Regions from separate parts of the Homo sapiens genome. Here regions 1, 3 and 4 are each linked to region 2. A link is a contact called in ENCODE Hi-C or POLR2A ChIA-PET data. All regions are on one chromosome and are shown on one strand. Each heading gives the region's core, a stretch centred on a gene start or an enhancer-like site at or near the end of the contact. The rest is flanking DNA. Distances are from core to core; before and after follow the strand shown.

Region 1 (3,229 bases), core at 522-3,021, 4.2 Mb after region 2:
ATTAAAATCGTTCCTTTGTGCAACTGATTATCTAAAAGTACTGAGAGAATGCAGTACTTCTCTTTGAAAGATAACCGTCAGCAAAAGCTAAAATAATGTGATTTTGATTACAAACTGATGCAGCAGTCTGACCAGTAAAGTGTAGAATGCGTTGTCTTTGTAAACATTACTCACAAATCCATATTCAAGTTACAAACGATATATGTGTTTTTAAATTATGACCTCTGGTACCGCTCTACAAAAATGCAAAAATAACCTAAAAGGTTAGCATGCCTATTTCTTTAAAGTATGACCAGCTTAGCAAGGTGGCAAGTTTGTTTGAAAACACAAAACACAATCACCACCACCGCTCAATAATACACATACATAAACAGATTCGAAGCTGTGTTAAGCACAAAAATCCTTACCCCATTTTGCCCAATGAAAACTTGCTCTGAAGTTTCAGCTCTTATGCTACGGAATAACTTCCAAAGGAATTTCTCCGTCTGCTATTTCGCAGTTGCTTTTCCACCCCCACCCCCAGATCCTTGTCCGGAGGTATTTCAAGGATGCTGCCAATTCAATTAGTTCTCTTAGGTAAAATGATTTCTCTCTTGTAAATACCAAAACGTTCAAACAGAGGCGGCATTTGCTTATTCGAGTTAAAATGCTTTGCGGAGGAGACAGCGATCAACTCTATTCCACAAAATGAGTCTACAAGTAGGGAAATGCAGAATCCGGCTTCACCGAGTCCTATAAAAAATGAGTTCGCTGGTCATTTCACTCATGTCCTCCTCGACACTCAGGGAGAGCCAGGTAACTCGGCCTTTTCGGAGCTAAGGCTGCGGGTTCAAATTTCTCCACCACACCAGGTCTCCGGGGGTGGAGCGAGCAACCAAACGCGACGTGCACGTGAATAAAAATCCCAAAAGCAGTAATGCCACGGCTTCCCTGCGCTCACATTAGGAAAAAAACTACACAGGAAAATCTCCTCGAAGTGCAAACCCGGCAGCTCGCAACCTGCACGGCACTCCACATTGGAATCTGTCTTTTTAAATGTTTCTCCTCCTAAGACTCGGAGCAGAGAAGAGGTGGGGAGGACGAAGAGAAGGCTAGGCAGGATCGATTCATTCTCCCGAAGAGAATAAACGGAGCCATTTCCAGGCTGGCAGCAGGCTGGGGGCGCAGCGCACGCCGGAGAGCTGGAGGAGGGGACCCGATCCCACCTCCCTCAGCCCCTTCCCGCCCCCCGCCGCCGAGCACAATGGAGCCCGGCTGGTGCCCGGCCCTTCATTCGCGGCTGCCCCCTCTTCCCTCCTCTCTTCAGAGCACAGCGGGTCTGAGGCTCCCGTCGGCGGAGAATGAATGAATCACAGAGCCAAGCCCCACGCTTCCACTGGCACCCTGCCCCCAGCTCCAGGGCGGGCGAAAGGGGCCGAAGGGTCGACGGGCGCCTGCCCGAGCCAAGGCGGGAGGCTAAGCCCGCGTTGGGGCCAGGAGAGCTGGGCTCGAAGCCGAAGCGCAGCCGCCGCTCCAGCGCCCCCACCCCTACTCCTCGTCTCTCACGCTCCGCGCCGCCGCCACGCGCCGCCTCACATTCCCCGGGCCCCGCCGCCGCCTCTTCACACTTCCATCAGCGCCCGCCTCCGGCTACCGCCGGGCAGAGCAGCGCCAGCCCCGGCGGCCTGAAGCCTGCCGCTGCCTCCGCCTCCGCCGGCCGGCCGGCTGGCAGAGAAGAGGGTGCTGCTTTCCCGGTCAGCGCCGCCGGCGTGAAGCTAGCGCGGCGGCAGAGTGGGCTGCGGGGGGCGGGAAGGGGGCGGAGAGAACGGGGAGCGAGGGCGGTCCCTCCCTCTGCTCGCGGGAAGGGACGGGAGGCGGTGGCCGCCGCGGAGCCGCGGCCGGGGGCTGGGGCGCGGACTGGTCCCGGGAGCCCGACGGGCCTTGCGAGCAGCGGGCCGCGGGAGAAAGCAGCAGCCGCAAGGCGGCGGAGAGGCTGATGGTGGGGGGCCGAGCGGCCCTCGTGGGGAGCTGGGCCGGCGGCAGGCCCTCAGTCCGTTCGTCCTTCTTTTCCCCCCTCCCCTAGAGGCTGGCGGCTGGCTGGCCGTGCGCTCTGCTCCTCCTCTGGCTCTTGGCCCCGCTCCCGACCGCCACAGCCTCCTCCGCGCCCCACACCAGGTGCTCGCGCTGTGTCTCCATCCTCCCCGCAGGAGGACCTTTAAATAGCAACGTCAGCGCGCTTCTCTCCGCACACACGTCACCCGCAGCTCACGTCACCGAGGTGCGGGGGATGATGTCACGCGGCCGGAAGTACTGCTAAATTAGGGAAGGAGCAGGGGGAGGAGGACTCGGCGAGCTCCTGTGTGCCCACCTGCTCTCACTTCTCCTTAAAGGCCAAAGCACAGGAGACAGCCCGAGAGGAGCTCGAACAAGGAAGCGGCGGGAGGAGGAGATTTCCTTGCAACAAATGTGCCAAACCTGAGTGAATCATTCGTAGCAAAAGTGCAGTGTCAAGCGGGTAATAGCCTATCTCCCACTCCCACCGCTATTGCAGCAGCACCCCCGGGCTTCTCTTGTCCTGACTAGCAGGGAAATGTGGGAGGGAGAGCCTGATCACACTGCTGGTAGATGTGCTTCCAACAGGACTTCGGAAAAATCACCTAAATTTTCAATTATAGAGTGCCATTCTGGACATAGTCGACTTTTAAACTTTTTGTTAGTGGTTACCTGAAACACGAAAGAATAAAGAGCAGAGCAATAAGCAAACGAAATAATGTTATAAAGGATAGTAATTTTATTTGCAAAATAGCAGTTTTGACATAGGAAAATGAGTCAATCTTAGTTCACGTATAGCAAATGCCAGTGTGTCCTCTCAGTTTCTCTTCATCAAGAATATGAGTTCCATGACACTTGGCTCCAGCCAGTAAAACAAGAAAGAGAAAAAGTATATGGGTTTCAGTCTGTGGAATTTAAATTAAAATTTAAAAATTAAAAATAAGAAAGAGCACCAAATCCTTTTTCATTAACACAAGCATATTTTCGTCTTCTTTAGTTTTGACCACATAATATGTAATTACAATATCTCTTAAGTGTGTTTTGCATTTTCTGTATGGCAAGGGTGAGTAGCTGTCTATAGGTTTACTAGCTATGTGTGTCTATAAACACCATATTATGAGTGCTTTTTACATTGTAAATTACTACAGAGTTTTTAAATTATTTTAAAGTAATTAGGTTAAAACAATTTTTTAATTAG
Region 2 (3,226 bases), core at 692-3,191:
GGTGTTTCTTTATTGCTTGCTTTGGAACTCATATTCCTATTGGAGTTCCCAATTAGGCAGTTTGCGAATGAAAATTTCTAAATCTTGGGCTAAAGCCTGTTTTGGTAACAACTTTAGTCCTTATTTGAATTACATTAGTAGGCATGTGTACAACCTGTAACTTCTGAGATATTTGGTCCTTGAGACTTCTAGCGGCATTAAAAATATGACAGGTTCTAGGCTCTCGGTACTTACACACTTTTCTCTCTTTTTTTTTTTTTTTTTTGACAAGGCTGCTAAGAGAACACTGCAATCTTTGGGTAGTTCACCCGTTTTCTTTACTGTGCAAGGTTCATAAAGGCAGGCACTATGTCTGTCATGTTTGTCACTATATCTCCCATGCCAACCACAGTGTGTACTTCACATAATGAGCATTTCAAAGGCAACATTTGGTAAAGAGATATGAATGAAGGTCTTACACTGAAGCAGTGGGGAACAGTAGAACCAGCCTAAGCATTAGATCTGGGTTCAAATTCCAGTTTTGCTCATTATCTATGTGATCTACAGCAAGTTGCTTGACAAACTTTAATTTTTACTTTTTTGTAAAATGGGAATAATACCTATTATATAAGGATTATAAGAATCTATAATCATTTATTAAAACTAAGGAGTGTTTAGTGTTTTCTTCGTAATGTGTTTCAAAATATGGGCTTTAAAAATTGAGTGAAATACAATTCCTGTCCTTAATAAATTTCCACATACGATAGTAAGACAAATAAAAAAATACTACGGAAATTTTATGGGTTTTCAAGGTCGGGAGTGATGATGTGTTTGAGGGAATTAGGAAAGGAGGTGGCATATGAAAAAGTCCTTAAGGGATATTTAGGATCTCAGCAGTTAAAATGGGTAGGCATATCCAAGGTAAACAAAGAGAACATAAGCAGGGAGGTAAAAAGGTACTGAGTGTGACTGAAGAAGGGCCAGTTACTCCTGGCTGAACTGTAAGGTTCGCACAGGAAAGTAGAGATACGTCAGAAATGTGTGGTGGGGCCATATTAGTGGTGACAGGTTCTTTCTTTAATCCAGTAGACAATGAGAAACGCTGATTTGGGTCTATGGCATAATAGGAAGTAGTATGCCACATACTGCATGTGGGAGTTCTGCAGGACAGATTGGGAAGTGCATGCGTGTAAGACTGGGAAGACCAGTTAGGAGAGGCTATTGCACTGTTTTAAGTAAGACATAATAAAGCCCTGCACCAGGCGGAGAGCAGAAGGAACGCACAGAAGACGCAGGAGAGGCACATTTCAGAGAGAATCCAGTATGCAATGGATGTCGCACACAAGAGAGAGAGACGCAGGTGACCGGAGCCATTTACACTAATGGGTAAATCTCGGGAAAGCGCTGGTTTCGGCTACCGGCCAGTTACAGGTTTGAGGTGCCCGTCGCCGCCACCTTCCCTTTTTTTATATTCCTCTTTTTCTCATGGCCGCCTCCGCTTCCCTCCATCTCTCCCGCGCTAGTAACTGAGCTTTCAGTCATCGACCTGACCCTGCGTTTTCCCTCACGCTCCGATTCTGCTTCCTATCACTGCCTCCTACTGTACTATCACAGCCAGGACGAGCACGGGTCAGGCACTGAGGCTGTGGGACACTCCACCCGCCTGGTCCCCTATCGCCTCCGCCTAGGCAGCTGCCATGCGTGCGCCCCCACAGCTCTAGGACCAATAGGCAGGCCCTAGTGCTGGGACTCGAACGGCTATTGGTTGGCCGAGCCGTGGTGAGAGATGGTGCGGTGCCTGTTCTTGGCCCTGCAGAGAGCTGTGGGCGGTTGTTAAGGCGACCGTTCGTGACGTAGCGCCGTCAGGCCGAGCAGCCCCCAGGCGATTGGCTAGACAATCGAACGATCCTCTCTTATTGGTCGAAGGCTCGTCCAGCTCCGAGCGTGCGTAAGGTGAGGGCTCCTTCCGCTCCGCGACTGCGTTAACTGGAGCCAGGCTGAGCGTCGGCGCCGGGGTTCGGTGGCCTCTAGTGAGATCTGGAGGTGAGGCGGGCGGTGACCGAGAAGAGGGGCAGGGGCGGCGGGGAGCGGGGCGGAGATGGGTGGGAGCGGGGTTTGGGCTGTGTTGGTGGCAATTCTGGAGCTTCCCTCGGCCCTGGGAAGTGGCTACCGGCAGCTCCTGCGGACCTGGAGGGGGCTGCGGTTGCGCTTTGTCGGTGTGGCAGCTCGGACCCGCGGGGACTGCAAGGAATGTCCTTGAGGCCCGGCAGGCCGAGCGGCGGCCGGCATCAGTGCCGGAGTAACCCGGGGTCCCGGGGTGGGCTTGAGAGGCGGGCGGCGGTCTGGCCTCTTCGTGACTGCGGTCATCATCGGTGGACCCGCGGGGCGTAGCTGCGTTCATCGTCCCTGTTCAGTCAGAGTAGGCAGTGCTGGCTGCACGGTCACGAAAATCGGGGCGGAAAGGGTGTCAGGCAGGGTGACCTCGGAGGCCCCTGGATTCGAGAAATGCTAGGGGTCTATGGGGCTGTCGGGCCGGCAGCTCGCAGGGCAGACGGGAGAAGCGCCTGCATCCCGGGATCCGGGCATTCACGCCCAGGAACTGCTGTTCGTTAGCACCTTTCTTTTAGGTGACGGGAAAGATCTCTGTAAATACTGCTGACTAACTTAGAACCATGAAAGAACCGTGGATTGGTGTAGATGTGTCTGGTTATTTACAGGAGAACGGCTTGAGAGGATGCGGAGCCCAACGTGGGGATTCGCACAATGACTCAAAAGATTCTTCTCCCTCTTTTTTTTTTTTTTTTTTTGGTAAGGGGTGTAGTCTCCTTGGTGCTGATATTCTTTTAGGAAAAATGTACCTTGGAGATACAAATATAGAACAGTTAATTTCTGCAGTAGGAGGAGGTCGATGTACTCCATTCTTAAGTAGTCGTTTGAAATATTTCAGGATTTGAGGATATTCCTTCTTAGACATGGTCCTGCAGAGTCGTAGGAAGCATTTGTTTCTGGGCTATACTAAATGTGCATGATTTCGGCGTCCCACAAGGTAGAGAATGTACTTTTTGTTTACTTATGAATTTATTTTCCTCTCCATGCAGTGAAAGGCATTTTGCAATTTAGAGATAATCTAGCAAAGACCTGGACAGTACTTTGGGGATAGGCTGGATTTTGCAGGCCTGCTTTGTTGTAGTGTTCTTCCAGAACTTATGATAAACTTGGTGGCCAAAACAAATGGGAATTAGTAACA
Region 3 (3,156 bases), core at 305-2,804, 3.9 Mb after region 2:
GTTTTCTCTCTTTTTTGCCTTTCAGAACGTGTCTCTGACTTGCATTTGAGATTTGACACAAACTCAGTTACAAACTTTGAAAATTTGTGGTTTCAAATAATGAACTGTACAAAATGTTAAAAACCAGCTGGGCTCAGTGGCTCACGACTGTAATCCCAGCACTTTGAGAGGCCAAGGCGGTCGGATCACCTGAGGCCAGAAGTTCGAGACCAGCTTGGCCAACATGAAGAAACCCCGTCTCTAATAAAAATACAAAAATTAGTCGGGCTTGGTGGTGTGTGCCTGTAATCCCAGCTACTTGGGAGGCTGAGGCAGGAGAATCGCTTGAACCCGGGAGGCAGAGGCTGCAGTAAGCTGACATCGTGCCACTGTGCTCCAGCCTGGGCCACAGAGTGAGACTCTGTCTCAAAAAAAAAATTTTTTTTGGCTGTTTATTCAAATATCAGGACAATACTGAACCAAGTGTTGAAGCTTAGAGTTTAAGATGGACAATACTGAACTAAGTTTGAAGCTTAGCTAGTTCAGTACTGTTCTGTCATCTGAATAAACAGCTGTTTTTACTGAACCTAACAATACAAGGCTAATCCAAACGGTTTTGTATATACTTTAGAAATGTGAATAAATGTAAAAGAACTAATTTCCATTGTGCTTTACTATGGTGCACAACATCTGTGACTTGAATACTAATCGGAAAAAGAATGCCAATAATTATTATAAAGTCTACTAATTTTAAGAATGTGTTTCATCATAGTTTAGTAAGAATAGCAGAGATTGATATGACTGTTTTTGTATATGCATTCTGGGAACTCCCATAATTGAATACAACTTCAAAAGGGCTAAAGCCCAGTGACCTCAAAACGAGGTTCACAGAACAGTACATAATGATGAAACCTGAAGCAATAAAACACCAATGAACTGAAATGTAAACATTCATGCTGTTAGGACATGGCATTTTCATTTTTCATTTTGTTTTGGACTGTTACTGGGCTTTCCTCAGACACCTTCCTTTCATATATTAAACTCTGTCTTTCCAGAAAAGCTTCTGGAATTGTTTTTGTTTTTTGTTTTGGTCTCAAGGGCATTAGGGGAGAACCTAACAGGCTGGGGGCGAGCCCCACATAGTTCAGCACACCGTTCCCCGCGGCAACACGCTACTTCTGAACGCAGGAGCGACTCTCCGTCCGGGCTCCCTCCAGGAGAATGGAGGCAAATGTACATTCGAGGGTCTCAATACCTGGAATTCGAAACGTCTCAGTTCCTCCGCCTTAGTTCCTCTTTTCCCGGGTTCGGAGGCCACCTGTGCAGCAGGGCACACCTGCCACTCTCATCGCCCTCGGAGCCGGCAACCAGCCGACAGCCGGCTCCAGCCCCGGGGAACTGGAGGCTGCGCGGAAGGAAGGAGAGTCGGGAGCGCGGCCGCTCGCGGGCTGGCTCAGGGGACGCCGAGAGGAGGCGCCGGCGCGCGCGGGCGGGGTGCGCGCGCCGCCGCCGCCGCGTCACCAGCGTGCGGCACGTGCCCATGTTTACGTCCCTCGTGGAGCCGCCGACGTCAGCAGTCGAATGGCAACATTGTGGCGATGCTGAGGCGCAGAGTTTAGGAGACGGGTTCATCAGTCAGGCCGGCTCCGGGCTTTCTGCAGCAGCACCAGGGGCGGGGGCGGGGATCTTGACCTGGGCGAGCGACCGGGACGCATACAGCGCCGGCCTGACCCCGCGGGACCCGCGCCTCACCACCGGAGCGCCGCAGACGCAGCTCCACGGCCTCGCGCGGGGGGCGGCGGGCGGCCGCGAGGCGCTGCGGCAGCGCGGAGCTTGTAAACAGATCCGGCCGCAGGTGACCATGTGAACTACCTGCTCCCGGGACGCTTATTGTCCTTCTCTCGATCCGCGCCACAAAGGAGCTCGGCGGTCGGGGCGCGGAGGGACAGGCGAACGAGCCGGGAGAGCCGGCCGGCGCACTAAGATGGCTGAAGGCGCCCGGCGAGGGTGAGCGGGGGGCGCGGCGCAGCCAGCGGGGAGTCCTCGGGCGGGCCGGGCCGGCGGCCCTTCCCCGCGGCGAGAAGCCGGAGCCACCATGTCGTTCGCGCTGGAGGAGACGCTCGAGTCGGACTGGGTGGCTGTGCGGCCCCATGTGTTCGACGAGCGCGAGAAACACAAATTCGTCTTTATTGTGGCCTGGAACGAGATTGAGGGCAAGTTTGCCATAACCTGCCACAACCGGACGGCCCAGAGGCAGAGGAGCGGCTCCCGGGAGCAAGCGGGGGCGCGAGGGGGCGCCGAGGCCGGCGGAGCTGCGTCCGACGGGAGCCGCGGGCCCGGCAGCCCGGCGGGCAGGGGTCGGCCCGAGGCCACTGCCTCTGCAACTCTGGTTAGGAGCCCCGGGCCCCGGCGGAGCTCGGCCTGGGCGGAGGGCGGCTCTCCTCGGAGCACTCGCAGCCTTCTGGGGGACCCGCGGCTGCGGAGTCCTGGCAGCAAAGGGGCGGAGAGTCGTCTTAGGAGCCCAGTGCGGGCCAAACCCATCCCGGGTCAGAAAACATCTGAAGCCGACGATGCGGCGGGGGCAGCCGCTGCAGCAGCCCGGCCGGCGCCCAGAGAGGCCCAGGTGTCCTCTGTACGGATAGTGAGCGCCTCTGGGACGGTCTCCGAGGAGATAGAGGTGCTGGAAATGGTGAAGGAGGACGAGGCACCTCTGGCGCTCTCGGACGCGGAGCAGCCGCCGCCCGCCACCGAGCTGGAGTCTCCGGCCGAAGAGTGCAGCTGGGCCGGACTGTTTTCTTTCCAGGACCTGCGCGCCGTGCACCAGCAGCTGTGCTCGGTGAACTCGCAGTTGGAGCCGTGCCTGCCGGTGTTCCCCGAGGAACCTTCGGGCATGTGGACTGTGCTGTTTGGGGGCGCCCCCGAGATGACCGAGCAGGAAATCGACACTCTGTGTTACCAGCTCCAGGTCTACCTGGGCCACGGCCTGGACACCTGCGGCTGGAAGATCCTCTCCCAGGTGCTCTTCACCGAGACCGATGATCCCGAGGAGTATTACGAAAGCCTCAGCGAGCTGCGGCAGAAGGGCTACGAAGAAGTGCTTCAGCGGGCCAGGAAGCGCATCCAGGAGGTGAGTGAGTGAGCTCCTAGTCTGGGCTCTACTGGTCGCTTTTGGTTTAC
Region 4 (3,295 bases), core at 589-3,088, 4.9 Mb after region 2:
CACTGCGCCCAGCCTGTTTGCTTTTCTTTTAACTTCCTACCGCCCCATCCACAGGAAATCACAGTGTGATCACCATCACACAGCACTGAGGCCCACCACAGTGATGCCTCCAGCAGGCCTGGGAAAGCAGGGGTTAACTTTGATTTGGTTCTTTCCAAAGTCCTAAGAGGGGAGACTTTAGAAACCTGCTAAAACATCAACAGCAAAATAATTCTTTTACAAAACCCATTTGAATACTGGTAATTACAGAGCTCTAAATTAGGAACTTGGGAATGGCAGAAAGAGCCTCAAGGGGACTTCAAGGGACCAGGACAGATGCCCCTAAAGAGCTGTATCATTACTACGTAATAAAAAGTGTCGCATCATATTGGAGAAAAAGTATTTCAAAACGGGAATAAAAGATTTGCAGAGCTTTCTGAAAACAGTCTTTCCTGGTCCACCTTGTTCTCAAATACCTGGTAAGGTGGTGACCATTCTCATTCTCTTTCTCTCTCTGCCTGACACAGGGAAAAAAAATCATTTCGTCTCAGTCGTCAAAAGCCTCAATTTCCTCAACTCTGAAAAGGCCAGCTTTAATGTATGCCAAGCACAGTATTAGACCTCAAAAACCAAGACAGCTCCACGTGGCCACTCTAAACAGGACAGATTATCTGCCAGTATAATCGCCGGTTACAGAAACCCACAGTTTAACCACTCCATCACTTACAGCTGGCCTCGATTGTGGAAAGGCTGAGTGTCAGCAAGAACACCCCGAACCAGGATGCTCCCTAGAGTCTGATTCGTTCGTGAAAACACTCCATTAAAACTCTGTACCGAAACGCTGATAATCCACATGTAAAGGGAGAAAAGAGCTCCACATCCAAGAGACTCACCTACTTCGTTTTTTCTAACTCTGCAGGAAGGAGTGAAACCAGCATTACAGGGCTAAGACGTACTAATTCTACACTGATGCAGTAACTGGTAGGAGACATAATGTTTTAAGACATCATAGGTTTAAATAGGCGAGAGTTAAAAAACAGGTTCGAACAAGTTTATTTGCAAAGAGAGGCAGGAAGGTTCCAGCCCTACCCAGGCAGTCGTGCTAGTACCGAGCCAGGGTTGGGTCGGGAAATTCAGGAAGCAGGGCTGAGTTTTCCCTTCGCCCAGACCTGCGCCCGGTAGTTTGGAAGTCAGGCTTCGAGACATTCTCAAAGGTACAGAGCCCACGCTCGACTACGAGATGCCAAGCGCAACCTGCCTGGGTTGTTTGACCCGAGTTTTATTCAGGGCATAGCAAAGGAGACGGTGCCTAAACCCACTTTTCTTCCTGGATTCATCCGACAAGCAGAGTGGAGAGGGCTACGGAGCTCAGCGCTATTCACCAGTGCTCGGCGCAAGAGGCGACACGCCCCTGGAGCAGTCGGGATCCTCCGCCCGAGCCCGGCACGCCCCGCTCCACGCGGAGTCCCGGAGGCCGGACGGGAAGACCCCGGGGTAGCCTCTCGGGCTTCCCCCTGCCCCTTCCCGCCCGCCCAGGGCACAGGATTTCCCGGACGGCTGAGCGCCGCGGGGCCAGCCCGAGCGACCCACCCGGGCCCTACGTTCGGCCGCGGAGCTGGGAGCGCACCCAGGCAGGTCCTCCACGCCTGGACTCCTGGCCCGGTTCTCCGATCTGACAACCCCCGCGCTGCGCCCGGCCTCGCTCACCTGGCCCGCACAGCACTGAGCTGACATCGCGGCGGCCAATGCCGAAGGCGCGCTCGCTGGCTCCCCGCGCCGCACGGGCCCTCCTGGCTGCCTCGCGCCTCGAGCGCTGGGCTCAGCCGCAGCTCACACTTGAACGAAGATCAGCCTCGGCGAAGCGCCTAGGCGCCGAGGCCTGGGTAAAAACAACTGCGGCCAAGCCCCGCCCCGCCGCCGGCCCCGCCTCGCCCGCCCCCAGCCCCGCCCCGTGCCCGCCCCTTCCCGGGCGCCCGGCGGCGGAGCAGGCTCGACCCGGGCTCGCACTTCCGCTGGCGTCAGGCGGGTGGGCTGCTGCGATCACTTCCCGGTTGGGGCGCCGAGCTCCGGAGTCGGCCGCCAGCCTTTGGGCCCCACGCTCCGGGTCTGGTGCGCGGTCTGGCCGCGCTCGGGCCCTCGCCAAATGAGAGCGCAGCGCCTCTCCGCCTTCGGATCCAGAGAAAGAGCTTGTTGCTGCCTCTAAAAGGTTGGAGCCTTAGTAAGCGGTTCCTGCCTTTCCTGCACAGACCAGACCGCCGGGTGCTGGTCTGCGCTCTGCCGCGCGCCGACTGGGACAGCCCACCCACGAGATCCTTGTTCCTGAAATCCCTTTCCTTCCCTCATCTGCCAAGAAAACTTTCAACTTTTGGGCTCTCCGCGCCTCCCAAGCTTCCTCGAATCCCTGGGCCCTTGACTGTTCTGCCCTGATGGCACTTGGTGAGAGATCCATTGAGAGCCCTTTCCGTGCCTTCCTGAATATTGATATGTTTTCCAGCCTCTCCTCCTGCGCTGGCCCAAGGACTCATTTTCCGTCCCTGCTTCCTCACTAAAAAGAGGGTGCCCAATAATTGCTTGTTCCATACAGAAGGCAGGGAGGCCGTCTCTAGGTTTTCTCCCACTCAGATCTGCTGTCCTCACAGCCACCTCCCCAAGAGGAATGAAGGTATTTCTTTTTTTTTTTTCTTTTTTTTCTCTGAGACGGAGCTTCACTCTGTCGCCCAGGCTGGAGTGCAGTGACGCGATCTCGGCTCACTGCAACCTCTGCCTCCCGAGTAGCTGGGATTACAGGCGCCTGCCACCACGCCCGGCTAATTTTTTGTATTTTTAGTAGAGACGGGGTTTCACCATCTTGGCCAGGCTGGTCTCGAACTCCTGACCTCAGGTGATCCGCCCGCCTCGGCCTCCCAAAGTGCTGGGATTACAGGCGTGAGCCACCGCGCCCTGCCGGAATGAAGATATTTCTGTTAGTGCGATTTTTGCGCCAATCCCTTTGCTCTTTCAAATAAGCATTACCGTACCCATTTTAGCGGTGAGGCAACTGAAGCCCAGAGAGGTTAAATAACTTGCCCAAAGCCTCACAGCAAAGTTGAGGAAGTAAAACTGGGCCTGGAATCCACTCGTCTGATCCCCTGGCACATGACGCAAGGCTTGACCTTAGAGGGACTCGTTTCCAGACAGAGCTCTGGCAAAGGAGTGTCTTGGGCAGCTTAGGAGTAGAAGAGGAAAGGTGAATGGAAACCAGGCCTTGGGTTATGAGCTGCGCAGGATTTTCCAGCATCTCAGATGCAGGCGTTTAGAGAAAGAGATATAATGGAGC

The links. Hi-C counts contacts between places; a loop is a spot of excess contacts on that map. ChIA-PET counts read pairs that join two places held with the same protein, here RNA polymerase II (POLR2A). Pooled maps may share reads with other maps.
Region 1: a loop to region 2 is called in a map of CD8-positive, alpha-beta T cell, with 12 times the contacts of the local background. The contact joins the promoter of HOMER1 here to the promoter of HMGCR in region 2. A Hi-C loop is called at or near these places in 2 of 168 maps with a recorded cell type or tissue (B cell and CD8-positive, alpha-beta T cell) and 6 of 50 pooled maps.
Region 3: a map of B cell shows a loop between it and region 2 (19-fold over the local background). The contact joins the promoter of JMY here to the promoter of HMGCR in region 2. A Hi-C loop is called at or near these places in 2 of 168 maps with a recorded cell type or tissue (B cell and naive thymus-derived CD4-positive, alpha-beta T cell) and 8 of 50 pooled maps.
Region 4: a pooled map shows a loop between it and region 2 (5-fold over the local background). The contact joins the promoter of SERINC5 here to the promoter of HMGCR in region 2. A Hi-C loop is called at or near these places in 1 of 50 pooled maps. POLR2A ChIA-PET finds 5 or more read pairs at or near these places in 2 of 52 experiments (WTC11 and activated B cell).

What each region holds. Positions count from the first base shown.
Region 1 is chr5:79,512,363-79,515,591 of GRCh38, forward strand. HOMER1 (homer scaffold protein 1) reads right to left here and starts at 1,772. Exons shown (of 9, transcript NM_004272.5): 1 at 408-1,772. The coding sequence starts at 412. RefSeq lists a silencer at 1,345-2,054 and enhancers at 2,049-2,596, 2,305-2,494.
Region 2 is chr5:75,335,279-75,338,504 of GRCh38, forward strand. HMGCR (3-hydroxy-3-methylglutaryl-CoA reductase) reads left to right here and starts at 1,942. Exons shown (of 20, transcript NM_000859.3): 1 at 1,942-2,022. RefSeq lists enhancers at 1,853-2,413, 2,414-2,972 and a silencer at 2,054-2,173.
Region 3 is chr5:79,234,577-79,237,732 of GRCh38, forward strand. JMY (junction mediating and regulatory protein, p53 cofactor) reads left to right here and starts at 1,555. Exons shown (of 11, transcript NM_152405.5): 1 at 1,555-3,106. The coding sequence starts at 2,075. LOC124901011 (a long non-coding RNA gene) reads right to left here and starts at 1,447. Exons shown (of 2, transcript XR_007058836.1): 1 at 1,235-1,447. RefSeq lists silencers at 1,457-1,506, 1,547-1,596, 1,627-2,066, 2,237-2,506, 2,790-3,084 and enhancers at 2,009-2,645, 2,697-3,116.
Region 4 is chr5:80,254,210-80,257,504 of GRCh38, forward strand. SERINC5 (serine incorporator 5) reads right to left here and starts at 1,839. Exons shown (of 12, transcript NM_001174072.3): 1 at 1,687-1,839. The coding sequence starts at 1,713. RefSeq lists silencers at 1,322-1,601, 1,712-2,151 and enhancers at 2,005-2,938, 2,939-3,295.